2 separate regions of the Mus musculus genome follow, and region 2 is linked to region 1. A link is a loop called in an ENCODE intact Hi-C map of the cell type or tissue named here. Cell type or tissue: heart. All regions are shown on one strand.

Region 1 (8,000 bases):
TGGTGCTATGTGAAGATAGTTACAGTGTATTCATATAGATAAACATATCTTTTTAAAAATTCTTCTTAGTCCATTACTTCTCAATTTGGCATCAGACAAATTCTAAGGACAAAAACAGAAAGCAGCCAAAATATCACAAGAATGGTCGCTAGCCCAGTTGCTAATATACTCCAACTGAACCTTCTCAATATGGGCCTTCATAGTCTATATGGAGACTTCATGTAGACACTTTCCCTTTCTAAGTCCAAGGTCCCAGTCTTCCACATTCCTCAGTGTAGCCAGGTCTGTCACATTTTCTGTCCTGGTTATTTGTTGCTGTGAAGAGACATCATGGCCAAGGAAACTTGTAGAACGACGTTTATTAGGGGCTTACAGCTTCAGACAGCGAGTCAGTGATCATCATGGTGGAGACCATGAAGCACAGCTTCAGACAGTCAGGCATAGTGTTGTAGCCGTAGTTGAGAGCTTAGGTTTTGTGGCAACAACTACAAGGCAGAGAGAGAGAGAGAGAACGAGAGAGAGAGAGAGAGAGCTAGGTCTAACTGGGAATGGCATGACCTTCAATCCTGCCCCCAATGGCACACTTCCTCCAACAAGGCCACACCTCCTAGTCCTTCTCAAACTGTCCCATCAACTGCAGACTGAGCCTTCAAATATATGAACTGGGGATTGGGGGTGGGGCATTTTCATTTAAACCACCACACCACAAAACACCTCATCTTGGCCTAACGTAATAGCTGTACGGCAAGAACTCCATAGCAACTGCCTAACAGAAGGGAGAAAGTAAGGGAAGGAGGGAAGAAAGAAGGAAGGGAAAAATGGATAACCAACATTTACAAAGAAGAGGTTTGCTTTGACTCATGGTTTCAGAGGTTTGGGTCTGTGCTGCTTGGTTCTCTTGCTTTGGGCCTGTGGTAGCACAGTACATCATGATAAGAACATGCCAGGGAACTGCTCATCTCATCACAGCTAGGAAACAAAGACACAGGAAGAGCTTGGGTTCCAATACACTCGTCGAGGGCATGATTTCAGTGACCTAACCTCCTTCCATTAGGCCCTACCTACTAATCAGTTCACTACCTACCAATAATGCTACAGGTTAGGAACCAAACCTCAACACAGCATCTTTCAGAAAGAGTCTAGATCCAAAATGTAGTCTACTGCCATCCGTTCTCAGCTTGCATTGGCCTTCAGGCAAGCCAGGCCCTTTCACACAAAGCCCTGTATCTAACAAAGGATTTCACAGAACCTATGGAACATTCTATAGGAATAGGAAAAAATAAATAAATGGTCGCATGGAAAGCTCATCGCACCACTGTAAAGTCAAGAAATAGTGCTTGATCTTTAGCAACCAGATAGGAGCTTTGTTTGTTCGTTGGTTTGCTTTTCAAGAGAGAATTTCTCTGTGTGGCCCTGGCTACTGGAACTTGCTCTGTAGACCAGGCTGGCCTTGAACTCGGAGATTCACCATCCTCTGCCTCCTGAGTGCTGGGATTAAGGGTGTGTGTCATCACCACCTGGCAAATTGGAGTTCATTTAAAGAGGCGTGGCATCATGCACTCTGAAGAAAGACTCTGAGGCCAAGGAAACAGGAATAATAAAGAGGTGGCTGGCTAGGAAACAATATATGTAACACTTCCTGCCTTTTTGTGCAGAAAAAAAAAATCAATATTCAAGTGTTCCCAACCAGATAAATTTCAGTGGGAAGCAAGCGTAGTGTGGTTCCGGTTCCCACGTGTGAAATGCAGGGGCCTTGCGCTGGGGTCTGTTGTTTTATTGGATGCTGAAAACCCAGCTTTAAAGTCTGGGAGTTCAGTTCGACACAGAGCATATGCTAAGCGTTTGCCAAGCCCTGAGTTCATCTGGAGCTCTGCATGGATGAGCCTGCAGTCCTCATGAGGAGACAGTGCTCAGCAGGTGAAGAGCAGAAAACTATTTCAAGTCATGAGTGTGTGTGTGTGTGTGTGTGTGTGTGTGTGTGTGTGTGTGTACGGGTGTGCATGTATACACACATTATTTGACTTGCTGGCTTTAATTGTGGGCCTAGAAGGGATCTTTTCTCAGGCTGGAGAGATAGCACAGTGGTTAAGAGCACATGCTGCTCTTGCAGAGGACCCAAGTTCGGTTTTCAGCATTCACACAACAGCTCACAACTGCCTTAATTCCAGTTGCAGGGACTCTCTCTTTCTCTCTCTCTCTCTCTCTCTCTCTCTCTCTCTCTCTCTCTCTCTCTCTCTCTCTCACACACACACACACACACACACACACACACACACACACACACACACACATCTTTTAAAAGAAAAATAAATATTAAAAAATAAAGTCTCCCTGTCAATTCTTTATAATGCCTGTGCCTATTGTGAGCCAGGAATGGTAGTAGTAAGGACAGTGCCCAACACTGACAACACAGAAATAAAGGCCCCTGACTGACTGTACTTCCCAGGCCACAGAAAGCAGAGAGTGACCAAAAGTCAACAGAAGAGATAGTTTGGAGATTTACTGCTTGAGGAATGAGGACTAACCATGCAGGTTTCCAGAGACAGGTAGTAGTCGTAGGAAGTTAATAGCATGCCATTTCCAGAGATATACCCCAGATCTCAGGACTGGTTGTTTGGAAATTTTAGCCCCACCACACCCTGTGTCTCTTTCTGTAATAAATGTTTTGTAATGTACTTTTACTAAAGTTAAATCAGTATGCTACCCACATACAAGTTTTAGTATAAAAATGTAAATAAGAACATACAAAATAATACATATTCGGATATGTGAATATTCGGACAGTTATGTTATAAAACATCCTGTTTCAGATGCAAGCAGCCATGTGGCTTGAGACAGCTATAAGCGCAGACTGATACATTTGTATTTTACTATGATTCAAACAGCAGGCATGGAGCTATATCTGCAGTGGTGGCAACTTTCCTTTAAGCTGTCAACAAAACAAAGGCCAAACACTGCCCGCATCCACTCACCTGAGGTACTGAGAACCCACAAGCTCACGGAGACTGAAAGTAGATCAGAGGAAGCCCTGGCTAGAGGAGGCAGGATGGGAGTTCCTGATTACTGACTACCCTGTCTCTGTTTGGAGTCATGGAAAAGATTTGGAGATTGACAGAAACGATGGTTTCATAGCATTCTGAATACAAGTCAGCCACTGATGTTGTTCACTTAGAAATGGCTAAAACGGTGCCTGGAATATTGTATAGATTTTGTTGTAATAAAAGCTTCATCTGGCTACGGTGATAAGTGCAGTTCCAGTTCTTGGGAAGAAACGGAGGCAGGAGGATTACATGTTTCAGGTCAGCATGGGCTCCATAGAAAGAATAAGGGAAGGAAGGAAAGAAGGAAAGAAAGGAGGGAGGGAAAGAGGAAGGGAGGGAGGGAAAGAGGAAGGGAGGGAGGGAAAGAGGAAGGGAGAGAGGGGGAGGGAGGGAGGGAGGGAGGGAGGAAGGAAGGAAGGAAGGAAGGAAGGAAGGAAGGAAGGACCTTCAAAAAACTTGTTTGTAAATAAAATGGAGCTGGTCCTAGCTCTGGACTATACAAAGCAAGAGTCTGTCGCAGAAAATAAGAACGGGGTGGGAATGGTAGCAAGAAATGAAGTAAAGGACGGTGGGAGAGAGAAAGGAGGGTCTTACAGAAAGTCCTTTATGTTTATAAATGGAATAGACCTGGTCCTAGCTCTGAGAGTTAATGCATGGCATTCACCTACACAAATGTCCAGCAGGATATCTGAAAAACCTCCTAAGACAATATGAACTATCCTACTAGATGTCCAGCATGGCGGGTCAGCGCCACTAAATGCCAGTAAGGCTCCCCTTTATTGTGATGACCAAAAAAAAAAAAAAAAAAAAAAAAAAAAAAAAAGCCCAGGTTCAAATTGCCTTCTAGAAAGCAGCTCCGCCCCTCTTGAGAGTTAGGAGGCAGGAAGTGAAGAGAGAGCCTAGGCGGCGCCTGGGTTCTGGCCAAGGGCGTGCCTGAAGTCCTGGGGGAGCACGGGGGCAGAGGGCTCTGTAAAGCAATCAGCAGAAACCCAGATCTCCGGTAAACGGATCTAGCTGGAGGATAGAGAGTTAAAGGGAAAGGGACACATGAACTACTCGGTGAGGTTTAGTCCTGTTTTTATCCTTAACAGTGTCTCGGTTTCACGGTCGCAAAGCTCATTGCGCTCCCCTGCCAGACGGTGGAGCTAGAGAGCCTCGTACAGATCCCGGTCCACTGGGTTCAGGTTTGAGGCAGGGCTGACTCAGCCCTCCACGGATGACACAGCAGGATCGTCGACTGTGACCTGCAAGCAACAGCTTCATTTATTAAATAATTAGCTAATTCTTTTTTTTTCCCATTTAACTTTATCGACCTATTACAGGTAGGGCGATGGCATTGGAAGGTTCAGACAGAAACCACTAAGATAAGACGGGACTCTGACCCTGACTCTTAAGCAAGAAATTAAAATCTCTTGCAATCTTCTAAGTGTCCCTAGGCAACACGCCCAGTGGAGCTGCCCTAGTCCCCTCCTCCTCCCTGCGGACAGCCAGGACTTCTACAGGAGGTGGAACACAAGCAGTCACGCAGTGGCTCCGCCCACTTCCTAGCCAATCACTGCACAGCCTTCTCCCTCCTTCCTGGAGGCAGGCACCCGAAGGATGTCGACGCGTTTAAACAAGCCATTTCAAAGGTTTAAGGGCTTGGGAGGTAGTGACTTCCACAGGATGCTAGAGGGTCCTGGTTGCAGTTGTGATTCTAAAGCTGGCACTGTTGGAAAAAAACGTAGTTGGTAGATAAGCTGGTGGAGGTGGATTGTTTACCTCCTGAGGCTCTGTGCGCACATCGCAGGCACAAAAAACGGAATGGAAAACCTCTATTGTCACCTTTTCTACCTCTTTGGAGGTGGGGGCAAAAGGCTACCTGATGCCAGTGTTGTTTGGTGAACCGTTCAACCATCCCTCCCAGCAGTTGCAGAACTCTACTTTCTGGACTCCTGGCAGCTGCCAGGCATCTCCGTGCCATATACTAGATTCTGGCCTGCAAGAGCCAAGTCTGGTTAGTCCTTGCAAGCTGAGCCCTTTCTGTACTGTAATCAATGCAATGGTGAGTCCTCTGGACTAATAACCAGGGCAACTACACCACCAACATCATCAACATCATCTTCACCACCACCCATCCACCCACACACGCTTTTACAGCATCTCACTCGATCCAGGCCACACCTGGCCAGGCAGGTGCCCTTGTTATGCCCATTTTACAGATAAGGAAATAGGAGGCTCAAGTCACCTGCCTGGAATGCAGCAGAACCACTCTCAGCAAATCCCTTACAAAGGCAACCTAATTTGGTTCACAGTTTAAAGGGGGGCGGGGGAGCCGGGATGTGTCAAGCACGGTGGGGAAGGCACAGCAGCAGGAAGGTAAGACAGCTAGCTGGTCCTGGGTATGAGTGCTTTGCCTGCCTGCATGTGGTTGACATGCATGCAGTGCCTGCACAGGCCAGAAAAGGGTGTCGGATCCCTGGAACTGGAATTAGAAGGTTGTGAATTGCCATATGTGTGCTAGCATCCAAACCCAGGTCCACATACTGCAACTGACCCTGGAGCTCAGTGCTTCAGCTAGTCTGGCCACTCAGCTTGCTCCGGGGATTCTCTGTCTCTGCCTCCCACCAGTGATGAGGTTATAGGCAATCGCTTTATCCACTGAGCCATCTCCACAGCCCCACACTTCAGCTATTTTAAACCGCCAAACCTTTGATACCTTTTTGTGGCAGCCAAGAGGACAGTGCCCAGCGGTGCTGCTGTGTCTGGGCAGACACCATGAGTCTGGATGTGGGAGTCTAAAAACAGCCACCATCCACTGTCAGGTACATGGAATGTTACTGTTTGCATGAAACCCAAAACCGGTGAGGACAAGAACAACAGATTGTTCTTGTCCTAGTTAGGGTTATCATTGCTGCGATCAAACACCACAACCAAAAACAATGTGGGGAGGAAAGAGTTTACCTGGCTTGCACTTCTCCTGCACTGTTCATGGAAGGAAGTCAGAGTAGAAAATCAAACAGGGCAGGAACCTGGGGGCAGGAGCTGATGCAGAGGTCATGGAGGAGTGCTGCTTGCTGGCTTGCTCCTCATGGCTTGCTCAGCTTGCTTTTTTCTAGCACTCAGGAGCTCCAGCTGAGAGGTGGCACCACCCACAAGGGTCCAGGCCCTCCCCTATGAAACTCTAATTATGAAAATGTCTTCCAGTCTTGGGCACAGCCTGATTGTATGGAGGCATTTTCTCAATCGAGGTTCCTTCCTCTCAGATACCTTAAGCTTCTATAAGTTGACATAAAGCAATCCAGGCAACTCCTCTCTCTTCCATCCTCCCAACCTCTTTCTTGTCTGTTTTGTGCCCAATGTCTGCGTGTGAGAGGGGTTTCTGTGAGGGAAGGAATAGAGAGTGGGGAGCTTAGGAGCAAGCCGTTAGTAACGAAAAGGAACTATGTGAACTTGAAGTGGTATCTTCATCTCTGCATGCCCTGCTCGACCACAGCATCTTCCTTTATGTATCTAGGCAGAAATAGAAGTAGTTCAACCCCAACAGTCTTAGCAGTCCTCTGATGATGCTTCAGAAGCACTTACAGCTGCTGCAGATGTCCTAACTGGTAGGCGCGCAACCATTACTTTAAATATAGTGTGCACTACACGGGCTATGACATCTGGTAATTTAACGTGCTGATAACAAAGTAAATATGTGACCAGTGTGACTCATGCTTAAACCGCCTCTTCTGTATGGCTTCCTTCCGTAATTCTATTACTGTTCATGCATTTAAAAGTCTCATTTAGGAAAGAGGTCAAAGGTGACAAAGAAGTTGTGAACTAAACCCTTGTGAGGCATTTAAAACGGGGTCTGCTGCATAGTTGTTCCTTGATAGCTGAATCCATGATCCCCAAAGATACCAAACTGTAGATAGTCAAGTCCACTTCCCTTCCTGTTTTAAAATTTCTTTTTAACGGTGTCTTTTTGTTTATGTAAATGTGCATGACTGTGTATGTGTCTTATGTAGTGTAGGTGCCCGTGCGGACCAGAAGAGGGCACTGGAGTTACAGATGGTTGAGCCTGTCTCTGTGTTTGTAATATGCAGTGTATGTGCCTGTGCAGAGCAGAGAGGGCACTGGAGTTACAGGTGGCTGTGAGCTACCAACAAGGGTCCTGACAACTTGAATCTCTACAGGAAGTGCTCATAAGTGACAAGATATATCCCCTCTCTAGCCTTTATATTTAAAAAAATAAATAAGAGTAACTATCACCTACACATATTCTTCCGCATGTTTTATTAATAAATCATGTCTAAGTGACTAATAAGATCTAATTCAATGTAAGAACTAAATGGGAATAATTGTTATACTGGATCACTTAGGAAATTATACCAAAGAAAATATCTGTACCTAGGAGGCTGGGAATCTCCTGATGTTGTGTGTCTCTTTGCAGCCTTGCTTGATTTCTTTTATTTTGTTGGCTTTTTTAAAAAGAATTATTGATTTTATGTATGTGAGTATGATGCAGCTGTCTTCAGACACACCAGAAGGGGGCATCAGATCCCATTACAGATGGTTGTGAGTCACTATGGGAATTGAACTCAGGACCTCTGGAAGAACAGTGGCCTTAACCTCTGAGCCATCTCTCCAGTCCCTCCCTCCCCCCATTTGTTGGTTTTCGAATGCAATTTTATCTAGAAACTTAGCCTACGCATTAGACAGAAGGAAAGGCTCCTGACTGGGGCGGTAGAAAGTAAGGTGCTGACAGCCCACCAGCCTTCTCACTTTCCATTGCTGGAGGTACGCCGTCTCACACACAATTTAATTTCCGGTGCATATTCAACCCACGATGCATTGAATGCACAGATGTGGAACTCACAGACACAGAGGATCAACTGCCCTTCATAAATGGCATCTTGAAATGTCTTCAAGGGCAGGGGAGATAGCTCAACAGGTGAGCATTTTCTGAAGCAGCATGAAGATAGGCGTTTGGATCTC
Region 2 (8,000 bases), 380 kb after region 1:
TTTATGATTTCTGTTCCCTATCTAGAATTAGACATGATAAATAACATGTATTGTGTTTAGGATTGCCTCAGGAAAGAGGGCGAAGTCCACAGAACAGGGCATCTTAGTACACACTTGGCTGCCTAGGGTTCTGGACTTCGGCCTTCGGTGTTGTCACCTGTGAGATGAGGCTGTACCCCAAGAAGGGAGTGCTGAGGGCAATCTACAGTGCCGAGCATATAGCAATGCCTGCTAAGAGTGGTCTCTTGTTCTTAGTGTGTCAGACTGAGCCATCTGTGCTCTTTTTCAGGAACTGTGGTGTATGGTGAGCCCATCACGGCCAGCCTGGGGACTGATGGCTCTCATTACTGGAGCAAGAACTGGGCCAAGGCTGCGGCCTTTGTCACCTCCCCACCCTTGAGCCCCGACCCAACCACTCCAGACTTTCTCAACTCGTTGCTGTCCTGGTGAGTACCGCTGACTCACTCACATCCACACGCTAGAGCAACTCAGAGCAAAATGAGTCCGTAGGTGACGGCACGGTGGTGGCTGAGAACAGGCTTAAAAACAGACCTTTATTGGCCGAAGTTAGGGTCGCTAAGTGAGAACAAGGAATCAATCTGTCGCCATCTTGGGTGGGACTTCCTGATATTAACCTGGGCCATTCTGACCAGTCAGCTGAAGGAAGGGTCTGAGTGAGCGCCAGGATGGTGGGCAAGACGTCATCTGTGAAATGTCTCACCAGACAGATGGAGGTAGGCTGCTCAGCAAGGAAGCCTCATGTCATGTGTTTCCTTCCAGTGGAGACCTCCAAGTCACTGGCAGTGCCCACTGCACCTTCAACACTGCCCAGAAGGCTGTGGGGAAGGACAACTTCACCTTGATTCCCGAGGGCACCAACGGCACTGAGGAGCGGATGTCTGTCATTTGGGATAAAGCTGTGGTAAGGACTGATGGCCTTCCTCGTGGCTGGCCCATGCATGCCCCTGTCGCTGTGGGTGTGGGGCTAACGTTGGCCAGTTGAGAACATTCTAGAAACTAGAACTTGGAAGATGATATTTCTCCTGAATGGAAATCCAAGATGAGATTCCCTAAAAGCACATTTCCTTCTAAATATTCCTGCATCAAGGAGGAAATGGCTTCCTCAGTCCCCTGCTGACCTTCTCAGTCAAGAGTCCTCAACTCCGGTTCCTTGAGAGTGTGGCTGAGGACATCAAGGCTTGGTATTCAGACCCACCGTGGGCTTCTGCTCAACCTGTTTTGGACAGATACTGATCTTGGGGATTTGGAAGCTTTTTTCCTTCTGATGTTTGACAATACAGTAACAGTATTTAGTAACAGTAAATCAGTGGGTTTCCTGATTCTTAGTGAACTCTTACATCTTGTGAGTGAACATCACCTTGTTTCAGAGGAAAGCTACAGTGAGTGGGGAGTATCCTCGGGCTTTGCCAGCACTTTGTGTGCACAGCAGGTCAGCCTGCTGGTGACATTAGCATCACACACAGTGTCACAGCCTGTCAAAAACAATTCCTAACATCTCATGCAGCGTTCTTAAATCCACAGGAGGAACAAAAGACTTATTTTTATCTCCGCCCCCCAACCCCTGGAGACAGGGTGTCTCTGTGTGGCCTGGGTTGGCCTGAAACTGGCAATGTAGATTAGGCTGACCTCGAACTCACAGAGATCCATCTGCCGCCGCCTTCCCAGTGCTGGGATTAAAGGCGTGGCCACCACACCCATGGAAAACCTTGTTTCCTCCTAACACCAACAGTAATTTGTCTCTAATTCTTTGACTGGACATTTGTGATGCTCCTAATTTTTCTTTTAACTGAGATGCATATCCGTAGAGACATATCCTTGGGTATATCTTTAATTATGTTTGTAGGAGAAGTTTCTGGAAGTAACTTGGGCAGGCCAAGGGGAATCTATTAAAGACTGAATTTATATTGTTAACATAATGCAAAGATTACATCTGACACAATGCATGACACTTCTCGCTGGGTTTTAGGAGTAGAACCCCCAAAACACTATTGAGTTGGTGAATTTTGTCTTTGTTATTTGACATTCAATTTCTTTGGTTGCTGATTGGGTTGAATTTTTTAATATGCTTTTTTGGCCATTTAATTTTTTTCTTCCTCGTAGTGCACACTCATATCCTTGGTCTCCTGTGTTTAGAATGGAAAGATTTCAGGAAATGATTGGCCCTTACCTTGGAAAGCCAGATGCTGGGTTGAGACTTACTGACTAGAAGCCCAGACCTGTTGGGAACTTTATTGAAAGGGAAATCCCAGGATGAATTGCATGCCAACATACCTTCAGCTTTCTGACCCTATCCATGTATGTGTGTGTGTACTCTGTACCCTATCCGTGTGTGTGTGTGTGTGTGTGTGTGTGTGTGTACTCTGTACCCTATCCTTGTGTGTGTGTGTACTCTGTACCCTATCCATGTGTGTGTGTGTACATGCTCTGTACCCTCTCCATGTGTGTGTGTGTGTACTCTGTACCCTCTCCATGTGTGTGTGTACATGCTCTGTACCCTCTCCATGTGTGTGTACATGCTCTGTACCCTCTCCATGTGTGTGTACATGCTCTGTCCTGCAGGTCACTGGGAAGATGGATGAGAATCAGTTTGTGGCTGTGACCAGCACCAACGCAGCCAAAGTCTTCAACCTTTACCCCCGGAAAGGTCGCATCTCGGTGGGATCTGATGCTGACTTGGTCATCTGGGACCCTGACAGTGTGAAGACCATCTCTGCCAAGACACACAACAGTGTAAGGCTTGCCTGTCTTGAGTAGACATGTGTGCTGCAGGCAACAAGAGACAGGGGTTCAGGAAACCTCAATCGGATAGGAGTAAAGTTTCCCCAGGATGTATTGCTAACTTGCAGTGTCCCAAGGGCCAGACTGGCCCTATCACTTTCTTTATTGAGATCCACAAGACTAAGACTCTTGGGCACATTTCAGAGGCAATAGCCGCTGTCCTTACACCTTTAGGGTCCCTAGAGCAGAGGTTTTTTAGCCCTTGGGTTGTGACCCCTTTGAGGGTTGAATGACCCTTTGACAGGAGTCACATATCAAATATCCTGCATGTCAGATATTTAATTATGATTCATAACAGTCGCAAAACTACAGTTATGAAGTAGCAATGAAAATAATTTTATGGCTGGGGGTCACCACAACATATTAAAGGGTCACAGCACTAAGAAGGTTGAGAGCCACTGGCCCAGAGTGATTTTAGGTCCTCAGAAGCTTCTAGAAGTCAGTCAACACTGTGTTGTCGTGGTTTGTGTGGTGTGTTTACTGCAAGGGATCCAGCTAGAGCAGCCAGTGTCTGTTCCCGAGGCGGCATTGGGCACTGCCATTTCCTGTCAGTCCTCTCTCAGGAGTGATTGACCGCTATGCTTCTTGTCCTAAAGGAAGAAGAAATAACCCAGGTTAATAGGTCACAGTTTAGGAACTACAGAATTTGGGGAAGCTTGTGGTCACAGAGCTTGCAGATGTTAGTATCTGTTAGTCGGTTAGCATGCTGGCGTTTCAACTGAGAACCAGGGATTCACGTGTTCTGCTAGTTTATAGATTCAGTGAGCCCAGAGCTATCAGACACCCGCAGCTCCTCCCAACCTAAAATCCTGACAATCTAAAATCCTCTCTCTTGGACAGAAGGTTTTGGGTGGGGTATGCTGGGTTCAGTGCCAGCTTCTTTGGTACCTGTGGGCGCCTTCATGGTGGGTACTTCGTGGGGAGGGAGATGGCTGGACTCCATATTTATAACTGGTTTTGCCCTGCCGGTTCAGCAGAGCCTTAGTGCCAAGCCGGCTTAAATTTGTACCATCCATCTTGGGCTCCTCAGTGGCGCCCTCAGGACTGACCTTTCTGTGCGTATGCCTATTATTTCATAATCCTCCTCTTAATCTGACCTTCTCACTAAAGGGTCCGGTGTGATTATCCTAAGTGAGAAGATAAATAACCTCGAGGTGCAGAGAGCTTAAGTGACCCGTCTAACGTTACATAGTGATCTTGCGGTCGAGCCAGAATTAGAAGCCTTAATTTTTCAACATTCTTCCCTCCCAGACTGCGTATGCATGTGCAGGGTGGGGTGGGGAAAGTCCTGTCCCTCTTCTGTAGTGTCCCCTCCCCAAAAGGGCTGCCATGGCTCATCAAACACACAGGTGACCGGGCTGCTAGGTGGCATTGGGACCTCCCTGCCTGGATGGACGAGAGAGCAGGGGAGAGTGAAGGTTTGGGAAGACAGTTGCTGCTCACATGACATTTTTCTGGGGGGAGGGGGTAAAATATGGCAGTTTTTATTTATTTCTTCCATGGCAAGACAAACAGAAAATCAAATGGTTGGCATTGGGTATCATCACCCTGAAGACAGAGAAACAGAGAAATTCAGAAAACTGTACAAGAATCAACAAGAAAAAATCCTAGCATAAAGAAAGGAAATAAACGCAAAAATTCCACAGTTATGTACTGTTTTTTACAGACAGGAAAGGGAATATAGCATAAGTTTACATTAAATTCTCTAAATTCCTAAAAAATAAATTTCTGGGGATTTATACAGCTTACAAACGCAACTATAAAAGTATCAAAAGCCTTCTTCTACATTTTCATAATGTTGGCATAGGATGTTAGATGTAATCTGAGGAAATATGATCACATCGCATTTTTATCTCACTCTGTTCCGGGCAGTATCCCGCGCAGCCCTGCCAAACACCTCATTGTCTCCCCCTGCTGTCGGGGCTGGCGTTAAGCATGCCTGTGTGACACTGCCCATCTGGTGAAGTACAAACAAGATTCTAGGTTCTGTCTTCAGTGTGGAACAACCGAATCCACAACCCGATTGCTAATCCTCCCTTAGGATTTTCCAGGATTCCAACTTGCTCTGTAATTTTTGGAAACGCATGCGGGTGAAGTTGAAATGTCCGTGCTTTGTGGTGGTTGCAACCTCCCACCTCAGCAAACGGCAGGAGCTCTGATATCACATCTTTGAGCATCTTTAAATCACTTAGAGCAGAGGTGTTCAATCTGTGAATTTCGACTCCTTGACAGGGGTTGCATATCTGCTATGCTACATATAAGATGCTTACATTACAATTCATAACTAGCAAAATTACAGTTGGGATGCAGCAATGAAAATAGTTTTACAGTTGGGGTCAGCACAACATGAGTCAGTGTATTAAGTGTCACAGCCTTAGGAAGGTTGAGAACCACCGACTTAGAGTCATGGTGCTGCTTCCCTCTGTATTTTAAGGGAGAGGGGGACATCGGTCTAAAAGCCTTACCACCAGCTCCCTCCTAGGTCACTAGCCCCAGTTTGTGTGTTATCCAAGGCCTTGGGTACCAGGGGTCAGTGCTCATGCAAAATGCAGGGATCAGCCAGCGGTGGACAGGGGACTGGGTGCTTTTGTGACCTGTATCCTTTCTGATGTTAGGGACGTCAGAGAAGTATGTAAAGTCACTTCACTGATGGATGGCAGGCCTGGGATGAAAGGGACCAAGGTCAAGGCTGTGTTTGGAGATGAATTGTTAGTGATGAAGTGATAGGGAAGAGGTAGGCTTCGCCTTTATCTTAGAGGATGCTCACCCCTTTCCAAGGTCATTTCAGAGGAGACTGGATCCCCTCACCAAAGGTTCTTTTTGTGTCGGTGCCACACCACATGTGTCTTACTGAGGAACCGTAAGTACTCAGGCAGGCTTTAAGTGACACGGTCCACTGTTATTCAGTGCCCATCTTTTGCCATGTCCAAGACAAATCCAATCGTGCGGTACGTGATGAAGGACAACACCTGAGATGAGGTCTTTAGTTGGGGACTGGGAAAAAAAAATAAAGGCAGAGCTGGCATGTTCTTCGTATGGGATCAGGGAGATGAAGATCTGTCCTTGGGGAGGTCGTGTGAAAGATCCCACTATGCCTCTGCTTCAATATTTCTGAGTTCGAGGCCAGCCTGGTCTACAGAGTGAGTTCAAGGGTAGCCAGGGCTACGTAGAGAAACCCTGTCTCGAAAGACCCTCCAAAAAATGGCCATGGGGGCGAAGGTCTCTCTTGAGACTCTGAACTGGAAACTGGCGCCCATACAGGCTTTAGGTTTAAATTCCCATTGCCTGGGCGGGCCTCACAGCCTTGAGCTGAAAAGGCTGTGTGGGATACCTCAGAGGTGGGTGGCTGCATCCCTTGGGTACTCCCTGGAGAATCTGGCTCCCTCTGGCTATTATGTTTACACAGTCAGCTCTGGTCAGTGGCAGATGTGAGACATGATGGCCCCCAGCATCTTAGGATTCTCGTGAGGAGCCGCTTGCGTGTAGCCACATCTCTCTACTTCTGTTTACGGCAACCTCCCTGTTTCTCTGTGGAGTCTCTGAGCTGTGCTGGCAGCAGTCCTTGCACTTCCCGGGCAGTGCTCCTTTTCCACATGGGAATGCATGCTGCTCTGCCCTTTCTCTGTCCCTCCCTCCCCCAGCCGCCGCTCCAGAGAGCAGAGATGACCTGTGACCCGGTTGTTGGTGTGGCTCTGCCCTCTCACAGAGCCTCAAGGGCAGTGATTCCCAATGTTCCTAATGCTGGGACTCTTTGATACAATTCCTCATGTTGCGGTGACTTCCCCAACCATCAAATTATTTTGGTTGCTGCTTCACAGCTGTAATTTTGCTACTGTTATGAGTCATAATTTAAAATCTGTTTTTTTTTTCTGATAGTCCTAGGTTACCCCTGTGAAAGGGTCATCCTATCCCCCAAAGGGGTCTTGACCCACAGGTTGAGAACCACTGCCCTAGTTTTTCCCCCTCCATTGGCCTGTGTTTTCCCAGAAGCCCATGCTCTGTGCCACATGTTACCCATTTGTTAGCCATTTGTTCCTGAAAGGCAGTCATGTGGAGAGAGCTGTAGGCGTTCAGCCTGAGCTGAGCCAGAATTAAGGACACCACTCTGACTTACAGAGCTTTCTGTGTCAGAAAGCCTCTTGTTTTCTGTCGCTTCCGACTGACAGACAAACGCACTGGCAGGCAAACCACCTGTTTCCCGTGAGGGTGTGCCAAATTGCCTGTTTTCACTCTCTGTGACATGAGCCCCCAAACAAGGGTGGGTCGTTTAGGAAACTAAACCTCAATCCTGTCATGGGCTTGTTGTCTTTTATGTGCCACCAGTCCACGCAGTTGGGGACGTTTGGTTTAACCACAGGATGCTTAAGTCCGTGAGAAAACGGCCTCGTTTTGCAATTTAGTTTGGACCTTGTTCAGAGGCGAGCCTTGGGAGTTCAATCTGCACAGGGGAGAGTTGGTGGAAATGGGAAGACAACCCCACCCCACCCCATTAGTGTTTCTCTTTTCCCTTCTTTTTTTTTTTTTTTTTTTTTATAGAATTGTGGATTGAATCCAGGGCCCTGTGCATTCTAAGAGTTCAGCCACTAAGTTCTACCACTGAGATTCACATCTCCACTCTGAGCTACATCTTCGCTCCACTAAATCGCCCAGGCTGGCCTTGAACACACTCTAGCTCAGACAGGGTCTTGACCTGAGATCTTACTGCCCCAGAATTCCGGGTGTATAGGTCTGCCTCACAAGACCCACCCAGAATGATTTTCTTTTTATTTGTAAAGCATTTACACACACACACACACACACACACACACACACACACACACACACACACACACACTATTGTTATTTTCTTCAGCTATTGCCCTCTCAGATTTGGAGTTGTGGATGAGATGAGTTCAGATTCTAGGCAGAGAAAGCATGGGTCCCTGGGGTGGCCAGCAAGGACAGACAGCCTTCTTCTCTGGGGTTTGTCAGTAAACTCCATTTCCTTGAGTCCAGGGGCAGGGATTGCTCTCATGATGGCTTGTCTCTTCCCTCAGGCTCTTGAGTACAACATCTTTGAAGGCATGGAGTGTCGCGGCTCCCCACTGGTGGTCATCAGCCAGGGCAAGATTGTCCTGGAGGACGGCACACTTCATGTCACTGAAGGCTCAGGACGCTACATTCCCCGGAAGCCCTTCCCTGACTTTGTGTACAAACGCATC

What was found. Peaks named below come from ENCODE experiments on the same cell type or tissue, not always from the same donor. Only the 100,000 strongest peaks of a DNase experiment are listed, where the experiment ranks them.
Region 2: a loop joins it to region 1, with 3.0 times the contacts of the local background. A loop is called at or near these places in 5 of 42 quality-filtered maps.

The regions. Positions count from the first base shown.
Region 1 is chr14:67,185,083-67,193,082 of GRCm38, reverse strand. Gm30438 (a long non-coding RNA gene) reads right to left here. Exons shown (of 8, transcript XR_874742.2): 8 at 3,871-4,285. Among named protein-coding and RNA genes, the nearest start is that of Gm30806, 12 kb to the left of the region's middle. In heart, CTCF peaks have their summits at 4,160 (motif pointing right) and 7,030 (motif pointing right); DNase peaks (open chromatin) are centred at 3,982, 4,202, 4,552 and 5,232; H3K4me3 peaks cover 1,296 bases; H3K27ac peaks cover 967 bases.
Region 2 is chr14:66,807,877-66,815,876 of GRCm38, reverse strand. Dpysl2 (dihydropyrimidinase-like 2) reads left to right here. Exons shown (of 14, transcript NM_001378767.1): 9 at 290-446; 10 at 781-922; 11 at 2,581-2,751; 12 at 7,836-8,000. Among named protein-coding and RNA genes, the nearest start is that of Gm5464, 57 kb to the left of the region's middle. In heart, a CTCF peak has its summit at 4,718 (motif pointing left); DNase peaks (open chromatin) are centred at 4,126, 4,716, 6,366 and 7,026; H3K27ac peaks cover 1,834 bases.